2 separate regions of the Homo sapiens genome follow, and region 2 is linked to region 1. A link is a loop called in an ENCODE intact Hi-C map of the cell type or tissue named here. Cell type or tissue: tibial artery. All regions are shown on one strand. Links, peaks and the distances in the headings refer to the core of each region. The heading gives the core; the rest is flanking DNA.

The links. A loop is a pair of places that touch in the nucleus more often than their neighbours do. Peaks named below come from ENCODE experiments on the same cell type or tissue, not always from the same donor. Only the 100,000 strongest peaks of a DNase experiment are listed, where the experiment ranks them.
Region 2: a loop joins it to region 1, with 2.2 times the contacts of the local background. A loop is called at or near these places in 3 of 110 quality-filtered maps.

The regions. Positions count from the first base shown.
Region 1 is chr20:58,171,650-58,186,542 of GRCh38, forward strand. It overlaps LOC105372694 (a long non-coding RNA gene), which reads right to left and starts at 8,030. Exons shown (of 3, transcript XR_936926.3): 1 at 7,943-8,030; 2 at 7,699-7,807. RefSeq lists an enhancer at 4,038-4,538 and a silencer at 8,133-8,192. In tibial artery, for the core only: a CTCF peak has its summit at 8,078 (motif pointing left); no DNase peak of the experiment used is centred there; H3K4me3 peaks cover 1,137 bases; H3K27ac peaks cover 3,941 bases.
Region 2 is chr20:57,746,169-57,761,061 of GRCh38, forward strand. No RefSeq gene overlaps it. Among named protein-coding and RNA genes, the nearest start is that of NKILA, 43 kb to the left of the region's middle. RefSeq lists enhancers at 1,505-2,364, 2,365-3,222. In tibial artery, for the core only: no CTCF peak of the experiment used is centred there; a DNase peak (open chromatin) is centred at 7,803.

The DNA of each region.
Region 1 (14,893 bases), core at 4,684-12,683:
ATGATCGTGCGACTGCACGTGCCTGGGCAACAGAGCAAGGCCTTGTCTCAATAAATAAATAGTATTTAATAAATAAACAAATACTATGCAAGTTAAACCCAATAAGCCAGCAGCCTCCAATTGATAATTTCTGAAATAAACTCATATTTTCAACTGCTTTTGTGACTTCTCCACTTGGATCTCTAAAAGGCATCTCAGACCTGACATGTCAAAAATGAAACTCTCGATTCCAGCAGGCATCTCCCCGCCCCATCCACCCCCACACCGACTCCAACACACCTCTGCTCCTCATCACATTCACAGGCAAGTCAGTGACCAGAGCATTCATTCACCACCCAGCCCATGCACAAGTCTCGGCTCCCTCTGCCCCACCCACCTCCCCAACCATCCTTCAGCATAACTCTCTGCTTCACCCACCTCCAGCACCATCATCTCTGTGAAAGAACAGGCATTGTGACACTGTGATGCACACCTCTGGTAGAGACAGCCGTGATGGCAGACTGTGTGGGCCATGGTGGATGTTGTTGTTGTTTGCAGTGCACACCAGCCTGGAAATGCTTCAGCCTGGAGGTGACGTGTTGTTTCTACTCATATCTCATAGCCCAGAGCAAGTCACCTGACCTTGCCTAACTTCAAGGGGACAGGAAATCTTCATCAGCACTCGTAATATCTACCACAGGGACAAGTAACTTCTACCATTGCTAAATTTTGGGTTTTGCCAGTAAAGAACACTTAAAAGTATATATCCACCACTACCATCTATTAGATCAACAGCGGACAAACGATGGCCCAACGGCCACAGTCGGCCCAAAACCTCTTTGTAAATTAGGGTTTACCAGCACACAGCCTGTTGCTTGTTGTATATATTGTCTGTGGCTACCATTGGCGCTACAACAGTGCTGAGTAGTTGCAACAGATACTTCGGGTCCTGTAAAACTGAAAATATTTACTTTGGGCCTTTACAGAAAAAGCTTGAGCACCCCTAGGCTCATTCATTCACTGTCACAATTATCTCATAAAAGAACATTTGGGCCGCGCAAGGTGGGCTCACGCCTGTAATCCCAACACTTTGGGGGGCCAAGGGGGGTGGATCGTTTGAGCTCTCCTGAACAACATGACGAAATCCTGTCTCTACTAAAAATACAAAAATTAGCTGGGCGTGGTGGTGTGCACCTGTAATTTCAGCTACTCGGGAAGCTGAGGCTGGAGAATTGCTTCAACCCAGGGGGCAGAAGCTTCAGTGTGCCTGGATCACGCCACTGCACTCCAGCCTGGGCAACAGAGCAAGACTCTGTCTCAAAAAAAAAAAAAAAATGGAAAAGAAAAAAAAAAAGAACATTTTTAACTGAGAAGGTAGGGAAATGGTATCTCAGAATAGAGGCTCACCCTTAAATCAGATCTTGATGGAAAAGACGTGATGACTTTATTTTCTTCATATATCTGCAAAAAGAGGAAACTTCAGCAGAGGCTGCTGTGGGGCACAGACAAGTGTTTGGGGAGCCCTGGACTGTGAAATCCTTTAGGGATTAAAACTCAGAGGCTGGGAAGGAAGCGGCAGACAAGTGAATTGGGCCGCGTGGGGCCGTGGGGCCGTGGGGCCAGGACCGTGGGCAGAACTCAAGCCCACCTGAGAGGCGGGGCCAGGAAGCTGCAGCCAATGGCTGCCGTGGGGCGGGGCTCCAGTACAGTCTGACCTTCTGATTTGCCCAAAGAAGATGGAAACACATTCTCATCTTGTCATATAATTCCCAATTTAAGAAACAAAAAAAACACTCTGAAGGACAAATTTCATGACTGTTGTTTCCCCCAGAGATGAAGCTGGGGAACAGAAGTGACCCTATAGAACAGCAGACTCATCGAGTTTACCAGTAATGTTTCATTTCTTTATTTTTCTAAAAAAAATGACACGAAGCAAAAATGACTGGAAGCCACTAAAAGGAATGAAGTCGTGATACACGCTACAACGTGGATAAGCTCGGAAAAGAGGCCAGAAAACACAAAAGGTCACCTATTGCATGGTCCAGTTGATACAAATCCAGAAGGAATCAACCCTTAGGAACAGAAAGCAGATTCACCGTTGTCAGGGGCTGGGCAGCGAACAGGAGCTAGACGCAGAGATAGAGGCGATGGCTGTATAACATGGTGAAAGTGCTAAAGGACCCTGAATCGTGCACTTTAAAACGGTTCATTTTATGTCATGTTAATTTCACCTCAAAAAACATGACTGTTGTCAACTCTGGGTGATGTGCGTGAAATTATTCTTTTACATATTTTTCCCAATTTCTGATACACATATTGGAATATATTTTACCCACTGCACGGGTGAAATTCAACACAGTGCAGGGCCAGGACAGGCCCTTGAGGCACCGGTTTGCCGCGGTAGATCTCCATCATCCACGGTGCCCATCGGGTCACCTGGTCGTCACTCCACCGGCGGTCCCCACCCGGGAGACCTGCTTATCTCTCCCAGCCTCGGGAAAACTGCTCTGGTGGGATCAGAGATAAAAATAAATCTGCAGAATGTTGGGCCAGACACGAAAGAGAACAGGCTGTATGATTCCATTTATATAAAGTGCAGAAACAGACAAATCTGATCAATGCTACAGAAGCCAGGATGGTGGGGTCGTTGTGCGGTGGTGGTTGGGAGGGGCATGAAGGGGGTTGTGCTGGTCACTTCCTGTTTCTGAATCTGGATGCCGGCGGCACAGATGTGTTCAGTTTGTGAACGCTCCTGGGGCTGCACAATCGCGCATGCACTGTCCTGTATTACTTCGGCTTTAGAGAAGTTTTTAAAGAAATAATAAATGCATAAATCCATCAGATACATTGAATTTCCTGCCAAGCCTTTGAAATAGAGGCCCAGGCCTTGGCTTCAGGTTGCAAGACACCCGAGAGTTGAGTTTGTGGGATGTTGTACAGACGTGGGTCTCAAAGGCTTATTATAACTTTTTTTATGCAAACAGAAATTACCCCAGCACATCTGGAGACCAAGCTCCTAAAGCGGGTGTGAGTGCAGCTTGTCACTGTACCTTCGCAGCACGAGGAGAGGAGAGTTCGAAACCACAAAGCTCCTTCCTTTCTTTCAGGAGAAAGAAAATGGAGGATGGGAACGTCATCAGCCCAGACCAAAGCTGTTCTCAGGCTTAGAATCAGGGAAGGAACGTAATTGCAGAGGGCACACGCTCCTCTAATTTTTTGGAAAGAATCTGAACGCACTGGTGTGTTATTGAGTCCCTGGGGAAGCTGCTGCCCCTCCCCATACCCTCACTCCCTCCACAAGTTCACAGACACCTCGGAGGGAGCCCAGGAAAGGCTGTGAAAGGACCGCACCCAGAGTTGCCTTCCAGAGCCCCTGCTCCCCTCCCAGGCCAGCATACCGAGCCCTCTGAAGGGATCCCACAGCAGCAGCCCAGAAGTCCACATTTTCATGGAGTTTGTCCACATCCACAGCAAACAGCAGGCAGGCCGGGGATTATATAAGCTAATTACCCCATTCCTTCCCCTCAGTGCAGAAAAGGTCAGGTCCCCACAGCCAGCGGGCAGGCTCAGAGCACAAGTACAGCCCCCACCTCCATCCCCCGCCCCAGGGTGTGGGAGGAGAAAGGAGAGAAGGAAAAGAGGGAGGGAGGGAGGGACAGAGACAGAAAGAGAGGAGAAGGGAAAGAAAAACAGACAAGTAGAGGCAAAAACAAGGGAGAGAGAGAGACAGAAAGGCAGGCAGGCAGAAAAAGAAAAGAAAGGGAGGAAGACATTGAAAGGACAGGAAGACAGAGTGAGCGAGAAACGGGGAACAGGAGGGGATGGGAGGGAAGAAGATTTTCCTTTTTCCTTCCTTTTCTTTCTCTGAACTTCAGCACAGGGAGAATCTGCATTCCCAGGACAGGAGCACCTCCCCCAGCAGCCCTAGTGTGCGCTGAGCAACTGGGCAGAACCAGACTGCATGGGTTCAAGTCCCCACTGGCCACCCGCAGCCACTGCATCCCATTATCCCAGGTGAACGGTTTCCTCTTGAGTGATCAGGGCCTCGTCTGTGTCCTCCCTGTAGTGTGGAGAGGACATGGATGGACTCTGCGTTTATGCCCCGGCAGGCACGCACCATAGGGGCTGTGCCTTGGAGCTTGGAATAGGGATTCCTCCAACAGCAGCCATCACTTGAGAAGGGGCCACAGCTCCATCTACCCAGGAGAGGGCCAGATTATGCCCATACTGCAGGTTAGCATCTGTCCCATAGAGAAGGGTCCTGGTGTGGTCACTTGTTCTGTCCCTGGGTGACGGGATGGACAAGGGGGATGGTGGTGATAGTCCCCATGTTAGTCACCAGCTGGGAGCTGGCTTGGGTTCAGGTCTCACTTCCATCACTAACTTAGGCCGGGCTGGGGCACCAGGTCCTGGCTTGGCTTGCGCCCTGAGTAGAGCTGGTCCTGACAGCGGAGACCCTGTGCCCAAGTCCCCCCTGGGAAGTCAGTGTCCCCATAAGGGCAGTTGAGTCCAATGTGCAGAGGCCCTGAAGGAGGTGATCGTACTTCTATCCCTGGTCCCCCACTCTCCAGCCATGAGTGTTGGGCAGCCCCTGATGGGGCCCTGACCTATAAAATGGGGGTCTCATAGCTGACTTCAAAAGACCCTGGGGGGACCCACTCAGATGACTCACAGGGTGGGTTCTCGCAGTGGCTGCCAGCTGTCCCCACCATTACCCTTGGAGACCACAGGCCCAATCTGAGGAGCCTCTTACGAGAGGGGGTCATGAGTCTGGGGCTTACTGGGGCTCTCGAGATACTCATTCCCCACTTTCTTCCAACCCCCTAGAAGCGCCTCCAGCCCCCATGCCCCTGGGCTGATGAGAAATTCAGTTCCAGCCAAATGGAGGCTGCTGTTACGCCCGCACCTTCTCAAAGCCCCAGAGGCCTAGCATGGAGCCAAACTCTTGGGGAAGCCCCGAACTCTCAGTTCACAATGGTCAGTCATCACTTACAAGAACAGCAAGGGCAACTATTTATTGAGCACTTCTTTTATGCCAGGCATTGCTCTAAGTGCTTTATGTGTTTAAATAATCCTGACTGCAGATTACAGAGGGGCACCATTCCTATCGCAGATGAGGCTCGCCTAAGGCCACCAGCAAAGTGATTCAGCCTACTTCAAACCCTGAGGTGTGGCTCTGGTCCCTAGGCTCTTGATATACATAGACCCTAAGGGTCTCTTGAGGGCAGAGGCCAAGAGGTGGAGGCAGAGGGGCTTTGGAGAAGCAGGGGCCTGGGCATCCAGGGTCTAGCCTGGCAGGAATTCCTGGCAGCCCTACCAATGCAGACTCTGCCATCTGCCCAGGAAGCTGTGAGACTGGGCTGTGGCCCCCCCAGCCCTAGGACCCCCTCCCAGCTTGGTGGCTGTTTTTCTCACTATCTCAGCCATGCCCCCCACAAGGCATCTTCCTTTTGAAAATAAAAACCAGGAGTGGGCAATTTCAGTCCCCCACTCCATACCACAAAACCCTGATGAAGGAGTTCCACTGCCTTCTGGGAAGAGGAGAAAGGAAACACACACACACACACACAAGAGCAAGTCACAAATTAACATCACAGCACATGAGGTAGGCACACCTGCATTTCTGCAGACACGCCTGGGCTCAGGAGACTGCCAAGCCCCAACCAGCCTGTGTCCTGCAGGGATGTATATCCCACTTCCAGCAACAGTAGGGCCCTGACATTTAATCCTGAGGAGGTGACCCCCACTGGCATCTCTGAACTGGGCCTTGACAAATAGCAGTCACTTCTGAATCCATTCCCCCAAAAGGTCACCAGCCAGACGCCAACAAAAAACCCAGCCATCGCTGTCACATGCCGTCAGTCTTCCCCCACCCCCACCTTCTCCCCCATCTGTCTGGCTTGTGGAATCCTGTTCTGGCAGGAAGGTACTAGCCAAGACCCCCACCTGCCAGGGCCTGTCACCCTCCTGACTCCCAGAATTCCCTCCTTCCCCCTCACCAAGTGGGGGATTCTCAAGCCTCTGTCCTCACCCCGGGGAGGACCACCAGGGTAGTGGGCCCAAACCCTCCCCTGCTGCCTGGGGTCAGACACAACGGGCTTGCCTTGAAGCAGAGGGGCCAAGGGTCCTTCCCTACACCTGGAGAAACCAAAGCCCCATGACCAAGTGTTGGCCCCATACCCTGGGAAAGAAAACCCTCTGTGAAAGTACAGCAATCCCAGCTCCCTCCCTAGTCTGGGCCCTAATCCACCCCAGATACTTCCTCAGTTTGCAACAAAAATCGCTAAGCAGCTCTCACAGGTCTCATCTCCTTCACCAAAGCAGTCCGCCGAGCCTCAGCCACCACTACCATGTGGCGCCACGCACAGGGTGCAGGCTGAGAGGTGTGGCTTCTCCACGGATCAACTCGAATCAGCCTCTCAGTCATCGGCTGCATCTTCATCCCAGAAACCGCCCTTGACCAAGCATCCTGCCAGGAGCTCCCTTTAGCTACATTTTCCCAACTAACGTGTCCAAGTGTGCTTTTATCTGAAAGCCTTACTTTTTTATGGTTTTCTTTTCAAATTATGAAAATTAATGCATATTTACCTACTGTAGAAAATGAGTGAGACATAAAACACACAAAGAGGAAAGTAGGGTTCCCCTGCCAGACTTGGCCGGGACTGAGAAAGTGAACTGCCCTCTGTGGGAGTGACTCTTGAAAGCCTTGGGATGTGCTCCTGGCTTCCCCAAACATGCCCACATTCCATAATATCTAGTTTCCATCTTAAGCCACTGTCCTGGGAGGAATCCAGGCCCCCATCACTTATTCACTCCCTCATTCCAGACCTGGGTTCGAATCCTAGCAGCCCCGTGACCACCTCCCCGGCTTCCTCATCACAATATGGGGCTGTTGCAAGGATTTGATGAAGTTCACCCCACAAAGCCCTTTCCACAACGTCTGCCTACAGTAAGTGCTCAAGAAACAGCACCAATGAATGTTAACATCACCACCATCACAGTGGTATCAAGGGTCTCTGCTTAACAGAGGCATGGTCTGAAGTGAGGATTTGAGGGCAGGTAGTTTATAGGGGAGGTGGTCCCAGGAAGTCCAAGGAGTAGGCAGGTGAGACTGAGGAGGCTAATCAAGGTGTCATCAAGGCCAGCTGCCACATGGGCCCCAGAGGAGAGGTGCTGGACACCCTCAGGGTTATCTCACCTGTGGGGCAAGGGAGCTGGGGTATTTATCCTCCGTTCCCACCATCACTGGCTGGGGGCTGCTCTTGGGGGAACTTAGCTTCCTGGGATGTGGGTCCAGACTGGAATGGTGAGTACAGGGAACTGGGCAGAACCAGTGCAGGTGCTGTTCAGTGCTGGATCTGTGCTTGGAGGTGGGGACACAGACAATTCAGGTTCTAGGCTCTCCAGGGACTCCCCCTGGAGACTGGAAGGTGGACCTAGGAGTGGAGACTCATATTGCTGCAGCCATTCACAAAATGCTTCCTCTTCTCTCCGTATTTCTCCCTCACTCTTCATTGCCACAAACAGGACAGGGGCCCCAGGGGCAGGGTCATGCACTCCGCCCTGGCTCCTGGTCACGCTCCCACCTCGGCAACCCCCCGGAGTTCAGTGGAGACCCTGCATCCTGGGTCCACACCAGCCTTGTTCACAAGACAAGGTGACAGAGGCCATGCGTTCAGATGTGGAGCAGGGAGACTTGAGTATGACTCGACCTTTTACCTGATGGTCCCGGGACTTCGGGAGGAGATCTGCCCTGCTGAGCCTCTGCTTCTACATCTGCAAAGTGAGACTTACAGGCTTGGCCGCCTCTTTAGGCTGCGTGAAGAATCTGGAGATACAGGGAACATTCAACACACACTGAGTGCCTGGGTCTGCTCATGGTTTCCCAATTCAGATCCAAGAAAAGCACGCTGCTGCCCCGCAAGACCAGAACACAGAGCCCCTCCCTCCCCAGGAGCCGGACCTGAGCAGCAGGGGGTTAAAGAGCAGTACCCGGGCTGTCCCCGGGTCAGGGTCGTTTGCACGAAGGCAGAGCCGCGGAAGAGGGAAGGAAATGCCCCGGGTCCCAGGCGGGGCCTCGAGCGTGCCCACGCCGCCCCCTGCTGGCCACGCCTGGAGTTGCAGGAACCGGGCGCCGGGCGGGACCTCAGCTGCGGGCTCCGCGCTGCTCCCGCGCCGCGTGGGTGAAGCGCCCTCCCCGGCCACGCACTGGGGTCTCACAGGGGCCAGGCTGAAAAACAATGCACGCCTTAAAGGCGGGAGGCTGGCCTGGCGCAGGCTGAGGAACACTGATGAACGACCTCCTGCAAAGGATTGTCCCCAGAGGACAGGGCTAGGGGGAAGCAGGACGGCGCAGCGTCTACACCCCCGCGCGTGGGTGGCCCCCGGAACTGCCCACACCCCTGGCTCCCGGGTCAGCCGGTCACTGCCAGATGCACCACCCCCACCGCCACAGCCAGGAGAGGGGATGACATGGGGTGGGAAATTCAAGGGAGAGCCCAAAAAATCGTTCTTCAAAATAAATCGTATTTTGAAAATTCAAAATCAATGCAAGCATATCCAAGAACAAAATATCAAAACTGTAAATGAAGTCAGGATCAGTAGTACTGATTTGTCCTTTTGCCTAGGGCTGCAATACGGCTAGGCCCAGCGCTGTTATTTATCTGTCATTATTTAAAGCTTTGATATTAAGCCAGTCGAGGTGGCCCACACTTGTAGTCCCAGCACTTTGGGAGGCTGAGCGGGGAGGATCACTTGAGGCCAGGAGTGGGAGACCAGCCTGGGCAACATGGTGAGACCCCATCTCTACAAAAAATACAAAAATTAGCCAGGTGTGGTGGCCCACGGTTGTGGTCCCAGCTACTCAGAAGGCTAAGCAGGAGGATCACCTGAGTCCAGAGAGGTAAGGCTGCAGTGAGCTGTGATCACACCGCCACTGCCCTCCAGTCTGAGTAACACAGTGTCTCAAAAAAAAAAAAAAAAAAGAAAAAAGAAAAAAAAAGCTTTAATATTTTGTATATCATGAATTTTTTTGCATTGATTTTGATTTTTTCAAAGTCACACTAAAATATCCTCTATCTTGATTACAGGGTTTTGGGAGTTGTGCTTTTTTAGCATTTCCTTAAATTTTGCACCCAAGGCGATGGCATCACCTGCCTCACCCTAGCCGTGGTCCCTCCCTCCTGCTTCTTTCTGTGGTCTCTCCCCAGGGGCTCTGGATCTCTTAACTCCTCAGGCCTCCCCACCAGGCAAGGTTCACCACCCCTCCTTCCAGCAGCCTCTAGAAGGTGGAACGGGCAAGGAAACGGATTCTACGCTAGAGCCTCCCGAGGAGAACACAGCTGGCCGGCACCTGGATTTTAGCCCAGGAGACTGTGACGGATGCTGACCTCCAGAGCTGTGGGGTAGCACAATTGTGTTGCCTTACACTCTGAAATTTGTGACAGCAGCCACAGTGCCCTCCAGGATGCTTTTTTTTTTTTTTTTTTTTTTTTTTTTTTTTTTTTTTCTGAAATGGAGTCTCGCTCTGTTGCCTAGGCTGGAGTGCAGTGGCGTGATCTCAGCTCACTACAACCTCCGCCTACAGGGTTCAAGTGATTCTCCGGCCTCAGCCTCCCAAGTAGCTGGGATTACGGGCACCCACTACCACGCCCGGCTAATTTTTGTATTTTTAGTAGAGACGGGTTTCACCATGTTGGCCAGGCTGGTCTCGAACTCCTGAGCTCAGGTGATCCACCAGCCTCAGCCTCCCAACGTGCTGGGATTATAGGCATGAGCCACTGTGTCCGGCACCAGCATGCTTTAAGGAGTCGTGGGACCCCTGGAGATGACACAGGAGAGAGAGAGCGGGTCAGGGGAGAAGGTTGGCCTCACTCACACACCACTGACCCTGGATCAGTCTCCTTGGGCTGCCATAACAAACGATCAGAGACTAGGGGGCTTAAAACAGCACAGATTGACTCTCATAGTCTGGAGGCAGAAGTCAAAAGTCAAGGTGTCAGCCGGGCCACGCTCCTTCCAAAGCCTCCAAGGTAGGATCCTTTCTGCCTCTTCCAGTTTCTGGTGGCTCCAGGCTTTCCTGCAGTGGCTTGTGGCTACATCACTCCCAAACCTGCCTCTGTAGTCACATCAAACTCTCCTCCTCTGACTCCAATCTCCCTCTGCCTCCCTGTTCTGACACTTGAGATGGCATGACTGCTTACTCTACCTTAGCTGGACCTCATCTTCAAGGGACTACAGAAAAGAACAGGACCCCTGGGTCTTACCAGCTGAGACTGCTGGAGCTCAGAGGCAGTGCTCTCTCAAATAGGCTGGGGAGCTTCATGACTACCCCCAGCTCCTCTCACCTGTCCTTCCTCTGCCAATGGAAAACAAAAAGAACTGACCGAGCTGGCCAAAGGAGTTTGGACCATAGGGGATCTTTGGAAGGGTGTAGGGTCTTGCTCTCTCTTGGCACTCCCTTCTCCTTGTGAGATCTTTTCCTCTTTAGCTGGAATGAGGAATGCAGCGTTCCACTGCCCATCTAGACGGCTTGCTAGGGTCAAAATATAGAAAATAAAAAGGGGAGATTATCTGCCCTCACCCAGATGATGCTGGATAAATTCCCCATCCCAAGAGCCTTGTTTTAATCATTCATGAAAATACCTTTTTTTCCCAAATAAGGTCACATTTACAGGTTCCAGGGATTGGGACCTGATATCTTTGGGGCCCATTTCTCAGCTTCCCAGGGGCCCTGTGACATGCCAGCTGCTCTCTGGGACAGGCGAGGGACAGCCGTTTAAGAGCTCAGCTGCCAGACAGACCTGAGTGCCCCCGCCAGCTCTACCCTCACTTACTGGGACCCTTGAGACAAGTGACATCGACTCTTTGAGCCTCAATTTCCTCCCTTCTACAGTGGGGAGCTGGTCATGTCTTATGAACAGTCTTTGGCACCAGAGAGACACTGTGTCAATGCTAGTGCTGATGACATGATCTCTAGCTGGGGAATCCTGACTGGTGTTGGTCAGACTGCCCTGACCACTCTTTGTGCTGCCCATAGTGAGCTCTGTGGCCTTGAACAAATGGCCTTACATCTCTGAGCCTCAGTTGCCTGGTCTGTGAAATGGGGGAATGGCCGTGCCCATCTGACATGTTCATTGGAAGGATTAGATGAGATGGTGCATGTAGAAAGCTTGGCTCCTTGCAGTGGCTGCCTCCACCTGCCTGTGCCCACTGCCTGCAGGAGGAAGCCAGGGGACGTGGCGGGAGTGCTGGTACCCGGGCCTCCTGTCCTTCTCGGAGGGCTTGGCTGCCCCAGCTCCCTGCAACCTCAGGTGCCGCTGCATCGTTCAAACACGAGGTGTGTCACATTTTTACATGGTCAGCTGTCATTTCATGTCATTTCTGGTGACAGGAGCTAACCTCCCAGGACACCTCACTCATGCTCAGTGGTTTATGATCCCCACAGATGGAATTACAGCTTTATTATGGATAAATGGCCACATATAATCCCATATTTTATTTTTATTTATTATTGCTAATTATATGGGCAAACCCTTGTGACTTAGGGGAACACATAAATTATCTCTAAATCATTCCTGCAGAGTTGATTTCCAAAGAAAGGAGAGTTAACAGGCCTATCTGGGCTGGAGGGCGATGTTATATATATATATATATATATATGTTTTACATATAAATGTATATTTACATAGACGTACCTCATACATATCCATACATGTCAGATATGTATCATATTTATTTTTTTCCCACCACCTTCAGTCTCCCAGGATTTGGGGGTCATATTTTCAAAGGAAGACTGTGAAGGACAATTTGAAGGCAATCTGAATTGTTAACCTGGTGAAGCCACAGTCCTCTTATTCACCTGAACACTCATCTAGGTATTGCTGTGATGGTGTTTGGTAGATGTGATTAAAGCCCATGATGTCAAGTAAAGGAGACTATCCGGGATGTCCCAGGTGGACCTGATCCAATCCATCAGTGGAAAGGATTTAGAACTGGGCTGAGGCTCCCTGCAGAAGAAGAAATTCCTCCTGTGACAGTGGCCTGAGAGGTGCTTGAGAGACCCAACCTGTCCTCACCGTCTCTCCATGGATTCCGAACTTGCCTGGCCAGGCCCCACAGTCACCTAAACCAACTCCTCCCAATAAATCCCTCAATATCTTCCTCCTGCTTGTTTATTCTCTGGTTGAATCCTGACTGATACAAGGACCACAGAGAATTACTCCTCATGAAACATGGCCAAGATGCTAATGCTCTAAGAGCTGGCACAAAACACCTTAAACGGAATTGTTGGAGTCCTCGGGACCCATACACCCTGGGAGTCCAGGGCAGCCACAGAGAGACTCCAGAGGCCGGCAACATACTGAAATGCCCTCAGGAGCCTTTAGTCCACCCTCTCCGGGGAAAACAAGGCTCAGAAAGGGTGCATTACCACCTTGAGACCACCCAGGGACACCCAGGCTGCCTGTAGCAGCTCCCATTCCCCAGTGACTGCTCCAAAGCACCCTCCCTAAGCTGGTGATTATACTGTTAGTGGCTTGAAACAATAGCCTCATGCTTTGTGTGTCAGAAACCTGGGCAGGGCTCAGCTGGGATGGTTCATCTCTGCTCCACACGGTGTCAGCTGGGGTGACTCAGTTAGGGCTAAAGGATCCGAGATGGCTTCACTCTCATGCCTGGTGTCATGGCTGGCGGGGCTGGAAAACTGGGAGCTGGCTGGGCACCCCTCTCTCTCTCCCTGCCCCACAATGACCTCCCAACTATTCCTCTTTCCATCAGAGTTGTCAGATCTCTTTACATGCCACCTCTAAGAACCCAAAAGAGTAAAGGCAGAAGCTACCAGGCCTCTCACTGCCTAGCCCAAGACTGGAGTAGTATCAGACAAATCCCAGGCCAGCCCAGAATTAAGGGGAGAGGAAATAGACTCCTCTTCCAATGGGAAGAGTGGCATGTACACACAGGGACAGGAGGAATTGTTGGTAGCTGTGGGAGGCTACATAATGCCCCCCAAAATGTCTAGGTCCAAATCCCTGTTCCCTGTGAATATGTCACCTTATGTAGCAAAACGGACTTCACAGATGTGCTTAAGAACCCTGAGATGGAGAGATGATCTGGGTTATCCAGCTGGGTCCTGAATGTTCAAGGGTCTTAACAAGAAGGAGGCAGAGAGAGATCTCACTACAGAAGGAAGAAGGCAATGTGACAATGGAAGCAGAGAGAGGCTGGAGGATGCTGCTCTGCTGGCCTGGAAGATGGAAGAAGGGGCCACGAGCCAAGGAGTACAGGTGGCCTTTGGAAGCTAGAAAAGACAAAGAATCGATTCTCCCCCAGAGCCTCCAGAAGGGATGCAGCCCTGCAGCCACCTTCATTTCATTCATGAAACCATTTAGGCCTTCTGGCCTCTAGAACGGGAAGAAAATAAAATATGTGTGCTTTAAGAGACTGAACTGTGGCCATGTGTTACAGCAGCTGCAGGAGGTGAATGCAGCTGCCGTCTCTGCAGACAATCACCATGGGGACTTTCGACCTCCTTGACCACAATGCCCTCAATGCCTGGCACAGGGTGCTCAATACTTATGTGGGTTGGGGAGAGCCAGCTTCACACCCCCCAGGGCTCTCTCTCCTCCCCATCAGGCTCAGACACAGAAGGCCAGCTGCCTGGAGCTCTCTGCCACACAAACCCTCCCCTCAGAAGGGACACACCCACCTATCCGTCTCTTGGGCCAGGCCTCCTTCACTTCTTCCTCCCCACCTCCTCCTCCCTACCTTCCTGGACCCAGGCCTCTCCATTCACCCCTGGGGCAAGCAAAGCCCCAGGCCTCCTCACCTCCAAGTCTTGCCTCTCCCTGGAGAGGGACAAGACCTCTCACTTCCCATCTGATTCCGCCTCATTCTAAGGAACCCATGTTTCTCCAGCCAACAAAAAGCAGAAGCTTTGGAGTAGCACAGGCCTCGGATGGAATCCTGCCTCTGAGATGGGCTTGTTGTGTGAGTATGAGTGAGAGGCTGGATTTCTCAAGCCTCAGTTTGCCATCCCAAAGGTGACCACCTCCCTTGTACTTCCCATGTGTCTGCATGTGCATCCACGTATGTGTGCACACCTATGTGTGCGTGTGTGCATGTATGCCTGTGTGTGTGTTTGCACCTGTGTGTATATGTGTGTGTGTATTTGGGCTGGGGAGTATTAAACTAGATGAGGTGTGGTGAGCAGCTGGTGCACGGCTGTGCAGTGGGCATCTCAGGTGTGGTACATCAACAGCAGCTCCTCTGACCTCTGTCTCTAAAGCCAGCTCTTCCCACACTCTTCCCAAGCTCAGCACATAGAAGTTTGCTAAGGCTGGGAAACTAGAAGTTATCTCACACCCCACACCCTTCTGGCAAGCAAATCCTCATCAGTTCTGTCTCAAATCTCTCCAGAATCCACAAGCTTCTCACCTGCTCAGAGCCCCAAGAGGAGGGTCCGGGCCACCCCACCAGGCAAGCTGCCCAGACCAGCAGAAGTACGGGCCAGAGACAGGGTGTCTAGAGGGGCCGTGGAGGAGGGAGAAGGTCAGTGTCAAGGGGCAGCCTCAGGGACAACAGCTCCCCTCACCACCCATCTCCCAAGAAAGCCCTAAAAACGAGGGCTCTGCATCCAGGCAGGGTGGGATCCAAGAGGTGGTGAAGGGAGAACTAAGAGGATGTCTGAGGGCCAGACATGGTGGCTCATGCCTGTAATCCCAGCACTTTGGGAGGCCAAGATGAAAGGATCATTTGAGGCCAGGAGTTCAAGACCAGCCTGGGCTACAAAGCAAGACTCCATCTCTACAAAAATAAAAATAAAAGAGGGTGGCTGGACAGCAGATGGCAACCAGTTCAGAAAGTTATGGAACTTTTTCATGAAGCCAAAGATCTATTGAGTCACTGATGTGTTGGA
Region 2 (14,893 bases), core at 4,537-12,536, 430 kb before region 1:
AGATCCGGATAGATTGCACCACTGTGTTTGGAACTCATTTCTTTCTGCGCCTCAGTTTCCTTAGTTGCCAAGGGCGCATCATTAGGTGGGTCTGGCAGGGCCATTCCAGACTCCCTGAGACAGCGTGCTTGATGCATGGTAATTGGCAAGTCCATCACTGTCGCCAGATTGGAATCGCTGCCCTGTGCATGCCAGCCGGGTGAACCTGGGCACGTTCCCCCTCCCCAGCTCAGGATGTGGAATGCACCTGCCAACCACCACCTCACAGGCTGCTGCGGGGACCAAAGGAGATGCGGGCAGGGGGAGGGTGTCGTGCGGGCAAAGGACAGGGCATCCCGTACGCACAAGTCAGCTGCTGGTGTTCACAGGGCTTTGCTTTCACTCTGTAATGCCTGCCCCCTCTGGGGATGTCTTGGATCTCCCACTTGAACATGGAGGCAGTGACTGTCCATCCTGACCTCTCAGTGTTAAGACTCTGGGAAGTATCATTATCTCTTCATATTTATAGCCCCTAGAACTGTCCCTGGTATGCAGTAGGCACTTAATAATCATTAAATAACTGAATGAATGAATGTACGAATAAATGAATACCTATGTGAAAGGAGCCATTCTGCTGTCTTGTCCTTTGGGAAGGGCAGAGATTTGAAGCTGGGTGGGGACTTGGGGGCTCCTCCTACCTTTGCCTGATGGGCTCATGATCTGCTGGGCGAGACCACTCAGGCCAACTCTTAAAGCCCAGAGCCCCTCGGGATCTGCTCTAGTTCTACCAAGGGGTTTCACCCTCCCTGGTACTGGGCTCTGGGTGGACCAGAAGGTCTGTGTACTCCCAGAGGGGCCAGCAGAGTGGCCTGTGAATGACCTCTCCCCCACCCCCACCCCAGCCAGGACTGTTTACTCCTAATACATTAGATTTCCAGATGGGAATCATTTGGGCAATCGTGCACTTTTATATCCTTGAAAGGAAAAGAGAAAATGGCAATGCTTCCCTTTCTGCCCTTCCCCTCAAGGTCTGCCAGGATGACATCAGACCCCCAACCTCACCAGGGGGCTTCCTCACCAGGGGTTGGCGGGGACCAGAGGGGCAGAGCTTTGAGGGAGGCCGGAGAGAGGGCCTGCCCCTTCCCCTGCTTCCCAAAAAGGAAATCATGAACTTGGAAATGTTGGAAGCATGTCCTCTGTTAACCTTCTGCACACCTCAGTCGTCTGCACTTCACCGTCATACTTTCTGCCATGTCTGGCTGCCACTCATACTATTTCTTCGCTTTTTTCTTTAAGATAAGTTAACAAAGTTTTTATATAGCATTAAAAATGTTTTCATTATGGAAAATTTTAAATACATACAAAAGTGGCCTGAATAATATAATGTAATCTAATCTAATACAATATACTCATAATATATAATGTATGTATTATATATAACATGTCATATTAAATGTTGCAATATAAGATACAATATTTGAAATGATATGTAATATACCCATCACTTCGCTTCAAAAAGTGTCCACTCGTGGCTGATCTTGTTTCTTCCATGTCTTCACTCGCTCCTCCACTGCAGATTACTCTGAGGCATACCCCAGAAATCATGTCTTTGCATCCACAAATATTTCAGTATCTCTCTCCCTCTGAAATGTTCGACTAACTTACAAAACTTAATTTGTCTTAAAAGTGAACTCTGTATCACTACCCTAAGAGGAAATCTGGGTAACTTTCCAAAACTAGATGGAAAAATAAACACCGCGAAAGTAAAATAGTGTTACCCATGTCTACGTGAGCGTGAGCCTGCTCTCTTGGTTCAAAAAAGGAATCCAAGTGCTCAGGGAGTGTTGAGGACAAGTTGGCACCCAACTGAGACTTTCTCCTTCACAGATAATTAGGAAGGGTGAAAGACAATTGGGAGGGGAAAACTTTCTCTCTGTTTGGTTCGTTGTTACCTGATACTGAACCATAACCTCACTCCTACCGGCACGTCTGCCCGGGGTGCCGGCCACTCCTGGGTGCCACAGCTGCAAGCATAGGCACCCACGGGCAGGGCTGGCTTTCAGGGACGTGCTGCTGCTGGTGCAGGAGGCCCGCCTGGGTTCAGATCCTGGCGTAGCCCTTCCTGAGTATGTGAGCTTGGGCACACAGCAAACTCCCCGGCCTCAGTTTCCTCATCAGGGAAATGGGGGCAGGAGTAGTGGTACCACGCATGGCTGTTGTGAGGCTCACGAGATATTCCAAGTATAGAGTTTAGAACGGAGCGTGACAGAGCAAAATCTCAATGAATGGCAGCTGGTGGTGGTGTTGTTTTTATTGTTATTATTACTAGCAGCTAAGTAGACATCCCGATTTCTTCCAAAGTGTCCCCTCAACAGTGGAGCTGGAGTTACCTTTTCTCCCTGGTCTTCCTGGTGGGGGCTAAGTCTTGCCCTTTCTCCTGCCCCAGGCATTTTGGTTTCTGAATTCCTGGAACTTTGCACCGCAGCATCGGGGCTCTCATGATCCCCTGAGCCACTTAGCCTGCCAGCCTGTGAGTCACCTCTGTCTACTGGGGAAAACCAAGCGGCCCAGAAAAAAAAATTCCAGACTCCCATGGGCGTCCCCAGCTGCCTGCTGCCGGGATGAGCAGCGCCACCGCCACCCCCATCCCTGCCAGACAGCTGGGCAGGCTGCCAGGTCCGCGGCTCACACCCAGGATGGCAGCAGACAGCTCCACTGGGCTGGGCTCTGCGTGTGTGTGCGTGTGTGTGTGCGCGCGCGTGTGTGTGCACGCGTGCGCCGCGTTCTTTCCCCTCTGCTGGCCTGGGTTGTTTCGCTCTGGGCTGCGCATTCATTTTTAGATTCCGGCCTCCTCCCTCCCCGCCATCTCCCGCTTCTATTCTTAGAAAGCAAACTGGGGTGTGCTTGGGCTTCGCAGGGAAGTCAGACAGAAGTTTGCCCACGTGCTCCGGCCGCCTGAGATATGGAGTTAATTAAAAAGGAGGCTTTGAGCGGCAGGTTCATTGGCCGGAAACGCAGCTGGCGGGGGCCAGGGCGAGCCTGGGGTGCCCGGCCCCCCTGCTCTAGGTGGACTTGGGGAGCTGAGTGGAGGCTCTGCCCAGCCCAGCTCCCAGGGCCTGAGAGGGCAAGGCTCTTGGGAGGGCCTGCCCTGCCTGGATGGGTTGGGGTGGCCGTGAGTGTTGGTTAAATATGAACTCTTCAAGCATGTTGAGCTGCTGAGAGATTTTTAATTAGATAAATAAATTGTAAAGGGTTTGGAGGAGGGTTGCCTTCAGGAAGCTGAGCTGGCTGAAATGTGCTGTCTGCGGAAGGAAGCCGACCTTCCTCAATGCCAGCCTGGCAGTGCAAGGGCAGGAAGGCAGGGAGAGAGGAGAGGAGGGAGGGAGGGGTGAAGGGAGAGAGATGGGAGGAGGAGGAGGGTCTGGGGGTACTGGAGTGTCTCAGTGTCAGAGGCGTTGGAACCAGAGCGACTCCATCTTGAGTGAGGGCTGGAAAATGAGGCCGAGACCTGCTGGGCTGCGTTCCCAGAAAGTCAGGCATTCTGAGCCTCTAGATGTTTATGGTTAAGGAACAAATTAATAATGTTTACTAAACAGACCCAGACTTGGGAGTGTCCAGATATCCTGATATCTGGAGAACAAAGGCATTCCTAATTTTACTTTAAAGATAATAATATCGATTCTTGTAAAATACAGTAATTAAGAAAACTAATCCTTTATCACAAACCCTCGTAGCAGAGCACATCTGCCCATATATACAAGCATTGTACCTAGGGTGGACGCGTTCCTCCTCTTACTTTCGGGAATGTCCTCCTCTGTCTGTGGAGTAGCTGTCCTTTCACCACTTGACTTTCTTAGTAAATTTGCTTTTACTTTGCACTGTGGACTCACCCTTTCTTGCGCAACTGCGATCCAAGAACCTTCACTTGGGGTCTGGATGGGGACCGCTTTCCTGTAACAGCAGAAGAGAGTGAGCAGCTGGAAGGAAATGTGCCTGAAGAGAGGGGGAGTGCCTGGTTGAAGGAACCAGCCTGAATGGGTTCAAAATCCTGGCTCTGAATTTTCCAGTTGTGTAACCTTGGTCACAGCACTTAACCTCTCTGTGTGCCCATTTGCTTATCTGTGAAATGGGCACGTTTATCATAATGGTGCCCCTCTTTAACTTAAGACAAAGGGCTTCAGCAGCATCTGGCACAAAGCAGGGATTATGAAGTCACCCAAATTTATGTCTGCAGCAGGGAACAGAGGAAAAACAGAGGCAAGGACCCTATGGTGTTTAGAGACAATGGTTACCCCTCTCTGTCTTAGCCCAGCAAATCCCAGCGGCATTGCACGTAGGAAGGGGAGGCAGCCCTATCAGGACTTAATCTTCTTGGAGAAGAAGCAGGTGAGACCAAGAGGGTTCCTTCTCTGGGGCTGATCCTCCATTGACTGAAAGAGATACAACATTCTCTGAGAGCTCAGAAGCCTTCTCCTCCAGGAAACATTCCCTGACAGCCAGCTCCGTGCAGTGGCTCCCTCCTCTCCCCTTACCATACATCGTACTGTAGGACAGTGTCTCTCTCTTATTTAAAGTTGTGTGTTTTCTTACTTAAGACATTTTCACAAGTATTGTGCCAACACATTCTCATTATAAAAAATTAAAAATTTCAGAAGCCTGAGGAATAAAATGAAGAGGTCTTATCCCTCATTCTACACCCTTCTCAACAGTTTGATATGTAACTACTCCTTATATGCCATTTTATTTTGTGCATACATGTGATTGTAGTATACATATTAGGTAAACCAAGTGAGCTTCAAAATAATGTCTTGATATCACTTCATGATGGTGCTTATTATAACTTATTGTTTTATTTTTAATTTTTATAAAGATTTTCCTCAAACCTATGGTATAGACATACAGTAAAAAAAAAAACTGTGCAAAAGGATAAAAAGTGAAAATGAAGTGTCTTGACAATGCTGCCATTTCTCTTCCCCAGAAGCAAGCCTGCTGCCGATTTCTCATGCATCCTCCTGGAGCTGGTCTGTGCACATACAGGCACGTGTTGTGTCTCCACCCCCCCTTTCTCTGTGCACGTTAGTAGCAGCACATACTATCTATGCTGCCCAGCTCCTAGCTTATTTTCACTTAACTCTGCATCTTGGGAGATCATTCCTCATCAATACAAAGCACAGCAGCCTACTTTTTGATGGCTCCCTAGTATTCCTTTGTACAGTTGGGCCATAAGTTATTTAACAGCCTAGTGCTGGGTGTGGGGATTTCCAAGCACATCACCACATCCTTTGACATTCCTCCCCTGGAAACTTAAGGTCTATATTCTCTCCCTTGAGTGTGGGTGGGCTTGTGACTGCTTCAGCTAACACAGCATGGTGGAACTGAGTCCATCTGGTTCCCTGGTAGGTGGCAAATGGCCAGAGAGCTTCTGCCTTGTCTGCTGGGCCACTCTGAGCTCGCCATGCTGTAAGGAAGCCCAAGCCACACAGAGGATTTCTGTGGAGGTGCTCTGTTCCTCAGTACTGGCGGGGGCCAGCCTACCAGGTTCCCCGAGCACAGGCACCAGACGTGTGCGTGAAGAGGCCTCCAGAAGAGTCTTTGGCTGTTTGAATCATCTCAGCTGAGAGCCTGAACACTGTGAAACAGAGACAAGCTTGTGTTCTGTCTGAGTTTCCTATGCATAAAATTGCTAGCAAAATAAAATGAGTGTCTGAAGCAGCTGAGCTTTGGATACTTTGTTACCCAGCAGTGCATGATCAGATCAACGGGCTTTAGCGTGTCCTTGTCCACTTTACTAACTGGCCTGCCTTGTCTGTGATTCTTTAGAATAGGGATTATCTATTGATTCTTTTAAAATTGAGGTGAAATTCACATAACAAAATTAGCCACTTTAAAGTGAGCTACTCAGTAGCATTTAGTGCGTTTACAATGTTGTGCAACCACCACCTCTATCTAGTCCCAAAGCACTGCATCCCCCTAAAAGGAAACCGTAGTCACGAAGAAGTTGCTCCCCATTGTCCCCTGTGCCAGCCCCTGGCAACGGCAAATTGACTTTCTGTCTCTACCATTTTGCTTGTTAGGAACACTTTGTATCAACGGGATCTTGCATTGTGTGGTTTTTTTGTGCCTGGCTTCTTTCACTTGGCACAATTTTTTTTTTTTTTTTGAGATGGAGTATCGTTCTGTCGCCCAGGTTGGAGTGCAGTGGCACGATCTCAGCTCACTGCAAGCTCTGCCTCCTGGGTTCCCGCCATTCTCCTGCCTCAGCCTCTCCGAGTAGCTGGGACTACAGGCACCCGCCACCACACCCGGCTAATTTTTTTTTTTTTGTATTTTTAGTAGAGACGGGGTTTCACTGTGGTCTCGATCTCCTGACCTCGTGATCCGCCCGCCTCGGCCTCCCAAAGTGCTGGGATTACAAGCATGAGCCACCGCCCCCAGCCTCTTGCACAGTGTTTTGAGGTTCGTCCATATTGTAATATCTATTAATACTTTTTTTTTTTTTTTTTTTTTTTTTGAGATGAGGTCTCATTCTGTCACCCAGGCTGGAGTGCAGTGACCTGATCACGGCTCCCTATAGCCCCGACCTCCTGGGCTCAAATGATCCTCCCACCTCAGCTTCTGGAGTAGCTGGGACCACAGGTGCTTGCCACCATGCCCTGCTAATTTTTGTGTTTTTTTGTAGAGATGGGGTTTTACCATGTTGCTCAGGCTGGTCTCAAACTTCTGGGCTCAAATGATCCACCCGCATCAGAGTGTCTCCCAAAGTGCTGGGATTTACAGGCATGAGCCACTGTGTCCAGCTAATACTACATTTCCTTTTGTGGCTGTGAATAATATTTAATTATATGGATATACCATAGTTTGTTTATTCATTCGCTGATGAACATTTGGGTTGTCTTCACCTTTTGGTTACTGTGAATAATGCTGCTATGAACATTTATATGCACATATTTGAGTACTTGCCTTCATTCTTTTGAGCCTATACCCAGGAGTGGAATTGCTAGATCATATAGTGATTCTATATTTAACTTTTTGAGGAATCACTAAACTGTTTTCCACAGTGGCCGAACCATTTTCTATTTCCACCAGCAATGTAGCGAATTCCAATTTCTCCATTTCCTCACCAATACTTGGTATTGTCCTCTAAAAAAAGATCCTAGCTGTTCTAGCGGGTGTGAGGTGGTATCTCATGGTGGTTTTGATTTGCATTTCCCTAATGGCTAATGATGCTGAGCATCTCTTCCTGTGCTTGTTGGCTGTCTGTATATCGACTTTGGAGAGCGTATTGATTTTGCATTCCTGGTGCCTCCTGCAGGGCCTGGTGCGGACCCAGTGCTCCAGACGGCTCTGCTGAGTAAAGAACAGGAGAATAAACAAGTTGTGTTCCCCTGCCGTGGTCCACGCTGGGCTCCTTGTGGACATACCTGTCTCGTGAGGCAGTGAGACCCCTTTGACATTCCAGGCTGGGTGAGTCTTACCTCTGCCTTGTTCCCTTTTATCCTGACTCTATGATTGAGCTAGAAGCCTGCTTTGCTTGCTGATGCCCAGGCCACAGCCCAGAGCTCTGCCAACACTGCTGAGCCCCACCTGGGTCAATTGTGATTCAGTCTGGGGACTGTTGAGAACAAGAGGGAAAATTTCCTCCTCGCTCCTAGGAGGGTGGACTGGAGCTGGGGGCCCACTTGGGCTCAACGGAGCTTGGGGCTGCCTGAGAGAGAATTGGTGTGTCCCCTCCCTCTGTGCTGCTCTCAGGCAGTGTGGGAGCCCTCAGCTGCTGCGGGGGGCTGTGCCTTGAGAGGTGAGAGTGGGGATGAAGGAGAGGAGGAGCAGGAGAGAGCAGTTCTCGGGTGGTAAATGCCAGGGCTCTTTGCCAGAGGGCGGGCTCAGGAATGAAGAGGAGGCCCCAGGAGCCAGATGGCTTGAGCTGCCGCATCTATTTTTAAAGTACTTTTTAATTGAGGTCTAGAGTAAAATTAATTAATCGTATTTGTACAGCTTGATGAATTTTTCCATATGTGTACACCTGTGTAACCATCTCCCAGAACCCCGGGAGACTCCTGCACCACCATTCCCTGGCAATGACCCCTCCCAAGAAAACCACCATTCTGACTGCAATCACCCATCACTATCAGTGAGTTTAGCCTGTTCTTGAATCTCATACAAATGGAACCATGTTCTGGGCACTCTTTTGTTTTTAGCTTTTTTTGTTCAATGTCATGTTTTTGAGATTCATCCACGTCATGGCAGCACTGCCTGTGCTCGCTCCTTTCCCTCCCTCCATCCCTCTTTCCTTCCTTCCTCCCTCCCTCCCTCCTTCCTGCCTCCCTCCCTCCTCCCTCCCTCCTTCTTTCCTTCCTTCTTCTCTCCCTCCCTTCCTGCCTTCCTCCCTTCATCCCTTTCCTCCTTCCTTCCTTCCTTCTTCCTTCTTTCCTTCCCTTCTTTCACTCTGTCACCCAGGGTGAGTGCAGTGGTGTGATCTCGGCTCACTGCGACTTCCACCTCCCACGTTCAAGCAATTCTCCAGCCTCAGCCTCCTGAGTAGCTGGGATTACAGGCGTGTGCCACCACACCCGGCTAATTTTTAGTATTTTCAGTAGAGATGGGGTGTCACCGTGTTGGCCAGGCTGGTCTCAAACTCCTGACCTCAGTTGATCCACCCTCCTTGGCCTCCCAAAGTGCCGGGATTACAGGTGTGAGCCACTGCGCCCAGCCCTTCCTTCACTTCTTCCTTCCCTCTTCCTTCTCTCCTTCCTTCCTGTCCTTCCTCCTTTTTTTTTCCTTCTTTTGCTCCTCTTATTGCTCTACAGCAGTGGGTCTCACTGGGAGGATTCTGCCCTCTGGGGACACCTTACAATGCCTGGAGACATGTTTGGTTGTCATAACTGGGAAGGGGTTGCTCCTGGCAGGTAGTGGGTAGAGGCCAGGGATGCTGCCAAACATTTTATACTGCCCAGCCCTCCCAAAAAAGAATTCTCCATCCCTGAACATCCGCAGTGCCGAGGTCATGAAGCCCTACTCTACAGTATCTCATTGTAGGGATAAACTACAATTTATTTATCCCACCTGTCGTTGATAGACATTTGGGTTGTTTCTAGCAATTACAAATAGTGCTGCTGCGAGCACCCTCGTATGTATCTCTGAGTGCCTCTGTGTGCATTTCTCGTGGGTACGCTCCTGGGAGTGGAATTGTTGGCAGGCATATGTTTCACTTCAGCAGATCCTGCCAAGCAGTTCCCCAAAGTGGTCATGCCATTTTAATTCCCACCCTTATGTGACTGTTCCAGTTACTCTGCTTTCTAGTCAACTCTTGGTATCGTCTGTCTTTCTAATTTTAGCCATGGGTGGGTGCGCTCCGTGTATTTTTCAAATGTGCAAGCCTCTTGTCCCAGACCCCTGAGTCCTCACACAGTGTTGCGGATGTGTGTCATTTTTTGGCTGCCCGGAGTCTGAGCTCTTCCCTGACGTTTGGAGAATCCCCTACATTATAAATCTTGGTGGGAGGTAGAGTTTCCACATTCAATCCCTATAGATCAGATACTCACTTTCCCAGCCTCCTTTGCAACTAAATTGTGGTTATTTATTCCCCATGACATGGCTAGGGGGTAGATCCTAATCTTAGCTTCAGCTCAGCAATGCTCAGTGAGGTGAGGTTGTCTGTTTGGGATTACATACTGGTAGGTGGTGGGGGCTGGCAATGGACCTAGGGCTGTCTGCCTCCAAATCTGGTGCTAAACATCAGGATCAGGGCCTCGGCAGTCCCACTGTACATCTCTCTCTTGCTTGTTTAGCTGTGGGTTTCCCCTTTGGGGCTATCAGGGGACTGATCTAAATTTATGCCTTCAAACCCAATACTGCATATGCTTACTGGATGAATTAGTGAATGTTCCTGGTCTTGGGATATCTTCACAGGTGTTTGGTCTCTCACTCTTTATTACATTAGAACAGATTGTAAGTCCTTGAGGTCAGGCCCTAAGTTTGTCTTCTTCAGTGACACAGCCCCAGGGCTTACCACAGTGCCTGGCACAGAGGAGTTGCTCAAAAAACCTTTGCTAAGTGAAGGAAATAAACAGTTTAGCAACCTACATGGAAATAGAAACTCTGAACAAGAAGATTTAAATGAGAAAAAGAAACTTATTTTCTGAAATAACCAGAAGTCCAGAGAGAGGGAAGGCTTCAGTCCTGCTGCGATAGAGGCTCTGGTTCCATTTTAGCTGCAAGTCTCTCGGCTCTGCCCTGCTTCATGCGTTGGCTTTGTTCTCAAGCTGGCATCCCTCACATCATAAGATGCTGCCAGCAGCAGCAGGCGTTCTTGTTCCTCTCTAAGGGGAGAAGGAGAAAACCTCTCCTCCAACCATGGAACCCAAGTCCCCCTTTGCTTAGGGCTGACTATGTTAATTTATGTCACATGCCCATCACTGAAACAGAAATAGTTGCCCAGTGATTGCTATGAGCTGGTGGGCTAAACTGAACCAACTTCTGGCAAGGGAAATAGGATTACCACAACTGGCTTAGGTAGATTACTGAGGGACTCTCCCAGTTACTATATCTAGGGAGGGGCTCAGCTTTTCCCCAGTTACAGCAGTGGCAGGGGTCCTAGGCACCAAAACAAAATTAAGGTTCTATTGAGAAAGAAGAAAGGGCAACAGTTACTACTAGGCAGCCAAGAGGGTCCACTGTGTTACTCTTTACACGAAGTCTCTTGTTAACATGGTAAGAATAAACTCCACAGCCATTTATTCAATCAACCAACTGAAAACCTATACTAGTTATCTAGTGCTATGTAACAAATTTCCCTAAAGCTTAGTGGCTTAAAACCTCATGTGGTTGCAGTCTAGATGTGGGCTGGGATTGTAATCATTTGAGGCCAGAATCTGCTTGCAAGATGGCCCACTCACACGGCTGTCGGCAAGAGGACTCAATTCCTTGCCACATGGCCCTCTCTGCAGGGCTGCTTGAGTGTCCTCACAAGATGGCGGTATCTTACTCAAGTGCCAGTGATCTAAGAGAAAGGGCTCAGAAGAAGCTGAAATGTCTTTTGTGTGCTAGTTACTTCTGCTATATTCTGTTTGTTAGAAGTAAGTCACAAAGTCCAGCCCACACTCAAGGGAAGGAAATGAAGCACTATCTCTTAATGAGAGGAGAATTTGTAGACGTATTTCAAAACTTCTATGGGAGCCATCATCTCTCAGCTCTTTCCATGTGAAAGCATAGAGAACAGGCCTCCTCCTACAAATTCTCTACTCTTGGCTCTGGCACCCACATCCCATCTTCATACAAGCCTGGAACTTTCTCTGAGTCAAGGGGCTTTCTGCCAAAGGTTATCTCTGCTGGATTAGAGAGCAGACACCTTGGTGTCCTCCATGGGGATTTTCCTGGTGACTTCCTAGATGAGTTTGCCAAAAGGCCAGATCCTAGTAGATAACTCTTGCAGGGAAGCTCGGGAGAAATTCTTTACTGAAGCGCCTACCTTGTGCCAGGTAATTTGCATGTATTTCTCTCATTGATCCTTGCACTGTCCCCTGAGAGAGGGAGGACCTTTGTCATTGTCACTGAAGGAAGCTGGGAAACAGATGAGATGGCTCACCCCAGGTCACCTGGTATGTGTGATGCCAAACCCGACTTTTCTGCCCCACATCAATCCTGTGTGGGAGAGGTTTCTGTTTAAGGAAATATCTTGAATCTTGAGTCTTGTTGATTCAAACCAGCTTGGTTATGTTTTAGACTTCAGGGGCCCCTTGAAGAGATGGGACAGGAACAGGCTGCACAGGAACCACTTTTACATATTTAGAAGTTGACAATAATTAATATTTGCTAAGGATGTTTGCTGTACTTGGCACCATGCTATGTCTTTTCTGCCTTGTCTTATCTCTTCTGCACATCAGTAATATTGTAAGGTAAGGATTTCTACAATCCCCTTGCCAAAGATGAAGAAAAGAAGTCTCAAAGACGTTACATAATGTGCCTAAGACCTGGCTGCTACTGAGTAGCCATGCTGGGATTTCTATCCAGTTTGCCTTGACTCCAGCCCCAGTGCTCCTGACCACTGTCTTATGAGCAGCCCAGTGAACACTGAGGCTCCAGCACACAGTCTACTGTCCCAAGGCAGCTTCCACATCCTTCAGCAAGAGCTTTGGCTTGGTGCTGATTGGTGGCATTAGCAGGATGTGGATGGAGGGAAAATGATGGGGAGAGGCCTTTGCTTGTCAGCTTGTAGATGCTCAATTAGCTCCCAGGCACACAGAAAAGGCCCCGCTTCCCAAATCACATCTATATTCATGATGGGGCCGACAGGCTGCAGGGGCAAATTGCACATTCTTCCTTCTGATTTTTCATTTATTTCCTGGTGATATATTTCATCTTGGCAAAAAGCAGGGGTTCCGAGCTCACGCAGAGAGGCAGGCATGCCATAGCTGGACTGGGCATCAGAAACTCTCCTGCACTCTGTGAACGACTAAAGGAAGCGTAGCAAGCAATGCCCAGTGCTGTGATTTGTCTATTTTGGGAGGTTGCAGGGCCTGAAGGTGCTTCGAGGTCATCTTCATGTCTTCATTCTCCATTGATGCTAGTGACCACCACATCTCTACCTCTCCAGCCCAAACCTCTTCCCTGAACTCTAGACCAGCACTGTCCCCATAGAATCTTTGTGATAATGAAAATGTTCATTCTCCTCTAATACTGCAGCCACTGGCCACAGGTGGCTACTGAGCCCTTGAAATGTGGCAAGTGCAACTGTGGGACTGAATGTGTCATTTTATATAATATTAATTCATTTAAATGTAAATCTAAACAGCTGCATGTGTCTAGTGGCTACTATATTTGACACCGTCATTCTAGGCCTTTATTTCCTTTATTACCTTGCATTTGAGTGAGCTCCCCAGAGGCAAGGATACACGTGGAAGCCATTTATAAGGGTAGCACTTCCAGAACAAACAGGGTAGGAAGGGAGGCAGCAAGACAGAGGCAGAAACCAAGGCAGGTGCAGAGGTGCAATTTCAGGGCAAGCCCAGCCCTGGCCTCATCCTCTGGAGTCTGGAGTATCAATTATGCCTCTGAAATAGTTCTGTTTGGAGTTGGGGGAGTTGGGTGTTCATGGTCTCTTGGCCAATCAATGGCTACAACTTGCCCCAGGGTAGGGGAACATAAACTTTCAAGCACTCCTGGCTTCCTTCGTGTCTGGTAGGAACAGCTTCAGCTGTCCATGGGAAGTCCTGTAGGAGTTCTACAGGTGCATGGTGTTGGGAGAGTGGCCAGAAACGGGGTAAGAGGTCCCGGGGATTGAGCAGATCACTGGCAATGTCCCCTCCGTCACTCCCATGTATCCCCTCACATTGGAAGGCCCACAGCCCTGTAAACTCAGCACGTCCAAATGTAGACTCATCTGTATTCTTTTTTTTATTTTGTTCTGTCTCACTCTGCCACCCAGACTGGAGTGCAGTGGCGCGATCTCAGCTCACTGCAGCCTCCTTCTCCTGGGTTCAAGTGATTATCCTGCCTCAGCCTCCCGAGTAGCTGGGATTACAGGTGCACATCACCTTGTCCAGCTAATTTTTGTATTTTTAGTAGAGACAGGGTCTCACCATGTTGACCAGGCTGGCCTCGAACTCCTGACCTCAAATGATCCACCTGCCTCTGCTTCCCAAAGTGCTGGGATTACAGGCATGAGCCACTGCACCAGCCCCTCATCTGTATTCATTTCTGATTGCTGGTGTAACCAATCACCACAAAGCGAGTGGTTTAAAGCAATAGAGATTTCTCATCTTACAGCTCTGTAGACCACTGGTCTTGCTGGGCTAAAATCAAGCTGTCAGCAGGGCTGCATTCCTTTCTGGGATCTCCAGGGGAGAATCAGTCTCCTTGCCTTTGCCAGCTTCTAGAGGCCCCTGCATCCCTTTTCTCATGGCCCCTGTTTTTGTCAGAGCCAGTAATGCCCAGTGGGTCCTTATCACGTTGCCTTTCTCTGATCCTTTTCCTTGTTTCGTCTGTCTCTGACCCAGCTAAGAAAGGTTCCTCCACTTTTAAGGCCTTATATGACTAGGTTGGGCCACCTGCATGGGCCAGACCATTCTTCATCTCAAGGCCTACACCCTTCGTCACATCTGCAAAGTCTCTTCTCTCACGGAAGGCACACAGCTTCTGAGAATTGAGGTGTAGGCATCTTTGAGGGGCATTATTCTGCCTGTCACATTCTCTAAGCTCCCAGAACGGTGTCTACTCTCAAGTTCTCTTTCTTGGTGAATGGTCCCCTCCATTGCCTTCATGGTGTTTAAGCTAGAAACCAATTCCAGTCATCCCACAATCAATACACCCCCAAATCCTATTAATTCTACCTATTGATGGTCCTTAAATCAATGCACTTTTCTAGATCCTAACTGCCTCTACCCTGGTCTTGCCTGAATGTCTGTAACATCCTCCTAACTGATCCTGCCACCTTTCAATCTTTCCTTTAAACAGCATCCAGAGGGACCTATATCAAGTGAACATCAGGGTGTATCTGTCAGGCTGGGTTACGCAGCAGTAACAAACAATCCCCACATTGCAGTAACTTAACACAACAAAGGGGTGTTTCTCACACACGCTGCCTGTCAATGCTAGTCAGCAGGGGCTTCTGTTCCTTGCAGTAACTCAAAGACAAAGTCTGACAGAATCTCCATCTGAACTCATGTTTCCACCATCACAGCAGTGGGAAGGGAGAGTGGCACCAGCTCTTAAGATTGTGTCTGGAAGTCACATGGTACTTCTGCTCCCAAGTGATTGGCCAAAGCAAGTCACATGACCATGCCTAACATCAAAGGAGGTGAGGAAGTAAAACCTCCCCACAAGTCTAGAAGATGGAGAGGCTGAATATTTGGTTATCAGGCTAATGGTTGCCATGTTGGGTATGTCCTTCAATGGTACCTGGCTGGCTGGTAAATGGAAT